Linked DNA regions of Mus musculus: region 1 is linked to region 2. Evidence: chromatin loops called from intact Hi-C (ENCODE). Cell type or tissue: heart. All regions are shown on one strand.

Region 1 (2,500 bases), 86 kb after region 2:
ACTCCTCCAGTACAAGCATCAACAACACCACTGTTGCCAAAGCCCAGAAAGCACTACAGGGGCACTACAAGCACTTTCAACTTATGCTCTCAGGCTGCAGGGGCTTTGTTAAGAGCACTACCCCGCTGAAAACTGACAGCTATCTGCGTAAGGGCCGATCTGTGAAGCTGAAAGATCACTAGTGTGTCAAGATGGGGAAATCATCAGATGAAAGCCAATGGAGTCCACACTGCATGTGCGGTGGACAGAACAGTAGGAAGTAAATCAGGGGCTGGAGCGATGGCTCAGCGGTTAAGAGCACTGCTCTTCCAGAGGTTATGAGTTCCAATTCCCAGCAACCACACAGCGGCTCACAACCATCCGTAATGGAATCCAATACCCTCTTCTGGTGTGTCTGAAGACAGCTACAGTGTAATCATATAAATAAAATACATAAATAATTCCTTAAAAAACAAAAAAAAGAAGTAAATTAATTTTAAGCATGGCTCCACCCAGCCACCCCACAGCCATCATATCCAGGACTAGACCTGAAGGAAGAGCTAACCGGAAATACACCTTTACATTTGAATATGGTAAATGAAGGCTACATGTTCCCTCAGGGACAGTGTGTGTGCAACAATAAGAATTTGGGAATGTAAGCAAAAAAGGAACAACAGCTGATGGGAAATCAAGGAAAAGAACAACAGCAATCCAGATCTCTGAATCAATCTGTTTGTGAGCCTTTTTATTTATTTTATTTTATGTTCCTGCATACACTGTCGCTCTTCAGACTCACCAGAAAAGGGCATCAGATCCCATTACAGATGGTTGTGAGCCACCATGTGGTTGCTGGGAACTGAACTCAGGACCTCTGGAAAAGCAATCTGCGCTCTTAACCTCTAAGCCAGCTCTCCAGCCCCACCCCTCCCCCACCCCGCACCCATGAGCTTTTATTTTAAAGGGATAAACCCCTGAGCTTTTATTTTAAAGAGATAAACACTCTCTTAAGAGATTTGCTAGAGGAACTATTAGCTGCAGAGAATGATGTACCAAGGTGACTTGGACTTACCTGTCCGAGGACTCATAGGATCACAACTACAGGACCCTCAGGGTCACCTTCATGAGGTTACAAGAAATCTAACCACTGACAATCTGGAGGCTTTCAAAAAATGTAAAATATTATTATAAAGACCCCCCCTTGCTATAATATGCAAAAAGCATTACAACTTTAAATTCCACTCAGAAGCACATGAGCTCTTAGAAAAGGGCCTTCGGTCTTCCACACCTTCCTATTAGGCTCTGGGGTGTGCATTTCTCAGGTATTTTAAAAATGTTTACGGAATATCTGGCTGTAATATGAGAATGTATGCACACTGCAAGGGGGGAACATGATAAAAAGCATACCCAGCTTCCTAAAAGGATTTAGGACTGAAATAACCCAATGTTCCGCCTCTGACACCAATGTGACCAAGGATAAAGTGATGGAGCAGGGAGCCTCGGCTCCAGCTTTCCCTCTGGTGTGTCTGCTTTCTTCTGGTGCCTTAGAAAACCAGGAGAAGAAATTTGCAGAGAAAACAATGAACTGTGGAACAGGGGCATAGCCAACAGCGTCTTTTATAAAACCATTCAGTAAACTACTGGCCATTAAAGAACTGCTCCTTGACTTCTCAAGTTGAAACCTGTAAAATGTAAATCAGGCCTCTGTGAGACAAACGAAAAATAGTGTCCCCTCAGGGTGCACAAATACCACAGTGAAGTCACTGGCTCAACTGTAGTCAGAGCCCATATTACAAAGATTTTTCCAGGAGAAAAGGAAACTTTGCTGTTTGTTTCATATTAAATAATAAATTGAACTCATAGACGTACCAAATCACCTTCTGTGTTGATTCTGATTTACACACACACACAGACACACACACACAGACACAGACACACACACACACAGACACACACACACAGACACACACACACACACACACACACACGAGACACTTCACATAGATTACACCATCCATGTCTGATCTGATGAAGAGCTTGGGACCTGGGCTGCAATGCTAACTTTGGAGATTGCATAAACTTCGATTGAGTTGCTTATAGAAACAGTTTCTTAACCTAACTGTTTTAAGAATGAGAAAAGCTTACCTTTATGCAAGATCAAAATCCTACCTGCCAAGTTTCCATCCACAATGATTACTAAATTAATTAAAGGGACTGTTTTAAAGAGTCAAATGCTCAGCTACAGCACTTTCAACAAGTTCCCGGATATTGTTAAAACTTACAGTGTTATTATTAAATGTAAATGCTACACTTTTAAATAGCAACCAAGTAATCAATACCGATTACTCAGGAGAGATCTGAAAGCTAAAAGCAAAAGAAGGCTTACTTTTAGGGAAGGGGTTCCTGACTGAGAAGTCTCTCCACAGCAGGCAGAAGATATAGTCGCTCCCAAAGCAACATTAACTCTTCATATCCACAGATGCGCTATGCCCGGAACCCGACTATATTACAACACATCACAGTT
Region 2 (2,500 bases):
ACAAAGCCTTCCCTGCATTCACAACGGCCGTCCTCTTTACACTGGAGTGAAAGGGATCCTTCATGGTGACAGTCACAAGCTAAGGAATGAGGAGACAATTCCCATTTTAACTCGGACTGACTGTACCATCATCATGTGTACTTATGAAAAATTCACTTATGAGACTTTTAAATAGCTAAGTCCATGTAGCAGGCAAGATAGACATTTTAAAAGGAAAACTAGGTTGTGAAGTAATATGGGCAGCATGTGGCATGTGTGCATACATGTGCATGTATATGCTTACAAAGGTCAGAGGTCAACACTGGGTATCTGTTCATCTCTACCACCGTTTACCTAATTTCTGTTGTTTATTTTTGTGTGTGTGTATTTTTGAGACAGAGTCTCATTATGCAGCCCTGGTTGGCCTGGAACTCACTATGGAGACCGGGATGGCTTCAAACTCACAAGAGCTCTGCCTACCTTTACCTGGAATTAGGTCCAGGTCTCTAAAGAGCTGCTGTGTCAGCATTAAAGGTGTGTGCCACTGTGCCTAGATCTCCCTTATATTTTGAGACTTGCATCTCAACCCGAGCTGCTGGCCAGTGAGCTCCAGGGATCTACCTGCCTCGGCCTCGTTACAGATACACACCTGCCTTTTTATATGGGTGCTGGGGATCTGAACTCAGGCTCTCCTGCTCGAATGGCAAGCACTTTATCAACTGAGTCACCTCAGCAATCCCTTGGGGCACATGACCTCAATGTGGTATAAAAATTACACGAATGTCAGGCATGGTAGAGAATATGTCTCTGGGAGGTAGAGGAAGGGGAAGTGAGGTCAGCCTGAGCTACACAGAGAACACACACAGTATATTAAATGATGTAGCGCTCTTTCTCATATGCTTCTGGGACTCCTCTCTACTTTCATCTTTAAATTTCTCTAAGAAATAAGAAAACCCAAATGCTAACCTAACACTTCCTGCGCTTCTTTACAGTTTGTTTTCTCTTTGGAATTTCTACATTCCACACAAGAAATGAAGGAATTCAGAAAGCAAAAAAATCCAAACTGTTCTGATTTCCAGGCAAGTGTTTATGCCAAGGAGAAGCAGATGTTTATATGCAACCAAACCAAATGGGCTCCAAGGGTGGAGCCGAAGCAAGCCAATAGCGGCCGAGCAGAGCCACGGCTGCTTCTTTATCTGCAGAGCCGAGGTAGTCAGGAAGCCTTAATAAGCAGAGTGGACACGCTCAGTGCTTCAGGGGGGATTTTTTTTTCTTTAGAAAACAAAATTACAAGGAGAAATAAGTATAAAAAAACTAGAAAAGGAGACATCAACAGGGTGGTACCAGAGGAACCAAAGGCCCTCGATCTCCAGAGTTTTCTGATAGTCACAGGAGGTTTCTTTCGTGGCCACAGAGGCTATCAGGCCTGTAACGCACTAACTGGCATGGGAGACACTGCACTGCAAGTCACCATGTCTTACGTTTGCAGCCTTCAGGTCCAAACCCAAAGTGGTTGGTCTCACAGCGCTCACAGTGCTGGCCGGTGATGCCAGGCTGGCACTCACACTGCCCGGTGCGGATGTCACACTGCCCATTGGTGGAACCCAAAGCATGGCAGTCACACCTGAGGAGAAGCACAAGATGTTTCTAGGGTAGGAGGGGCAGAGAGTGGGCAACATTCTCATCTGGAAGACAGCACGCTAAGGACGACTCATCAGAATGTTAGGGGTTGTTCCCTTAGGTCCACACTAAACCCTACTGACAGAGAACTGGACAGACTCCCAGGCTGCAGCCCTGATGAGTCTGTCTCAGAAGAAACCTTGCAATCTGCATTTTGAAATGTCTGAGGGCTGGAGAGATGGCTCAGCAGTTAAGAGCACTGACTGCTCCTCCAGAGGTCCTGAGTTCAATTCCCAGCAACCCCATGGTGGCTCACAACCATCTGTAATAGGATGGGATGCCCTCTTCTGGTGTGTCTGAAGACAGCTACATTGTATTCACATAAATAAAATAAATAAATCTTAAAAAAAAAAAAAGAATTAGTGTCTGACACATCAGAACTGCCACTATGCTATCTATCCCTTCTGTCCCCTATTTACACAGCGCCTTTCCTGCATAAGACACTGGAAACAATTCCTAAGCAACCTCAAGCCAGCTGCTTAGAGTAGCTTGGAAAGATGTACTTCTTAAGACAAAGACAACAAGGATCACTTTACACAGACTCAAGTCTCACCTCTCGCAGCCTTGCCCGCTCTGCAGGTTGTAGTAGCCAGGGTCACAAGTACCGCAGTCGCGGCCAGACACATGAGGCAGACACTGGCACTGTCCGGTCACCGGGTTACAGCTGCTCTGTTGCTGCACTGTCCCGTAGGGATTGCAGGCGCAGGCTAGGGTGGGGAGACAGAGAAAGCAACAGATGCAAATCTCCAGGGAGAGCAGTAAAACCTAAGGCACTGGACCAGGTTCTCTAGGCCTGTGTTGTCTCACACAGAAGCCGATACGGCAGAGAGTCTTGTCTTGG

Evidence for each region. Hi-C counts contacts between places; a loop is a spot of excess contacts. Peaks named below come from ENCODE experiments on the same cell type or tissue, not always from the same donor. Only the 100,000 strongest peaks of a DNase experiment are listed, where the experiment ranks them.
Region 1: a loop joins it to region 2, with 2.4 times the contacts of the local background. A loop is called at or near these places in 3 of 42 quality-filtered maps.

The regions. Positions count from the first base shown.
Region 1 is chr1:153,326,379-153,328,878 of GRCm38, forward strand. The region is part of intron 1 of Lamc1 (laminin, gamma 1); the gene reads right to left. Among named protein-coding and RNA genes, the nearest start is that of Lamc1, 5.2 kb to the right of the region's middle. In heart, no CTCF peak of the experiment used is centred here; no DNase peak of the experiment used is centred here; H3K27ac peaks cover 296 bases.
Region 2 is chr1:153,240,417-153,242,916 of GRCm38, forward strand. Lamc1 (laminin, gamma 1) reads right to left here. Exons shown (of 28, transcript NM_010683.2): 15 at 2,213-2,366; 16 at 1,461-1,603; 17 at 1-79. Among named protein-coding and RNA genes, the nearest start is that of Lamc2, 55 kb to the left of the region's middle. In heart, no CTCF peak of the experiment used is centred here; a DNase peak (open chromatin) is centred at 1,145.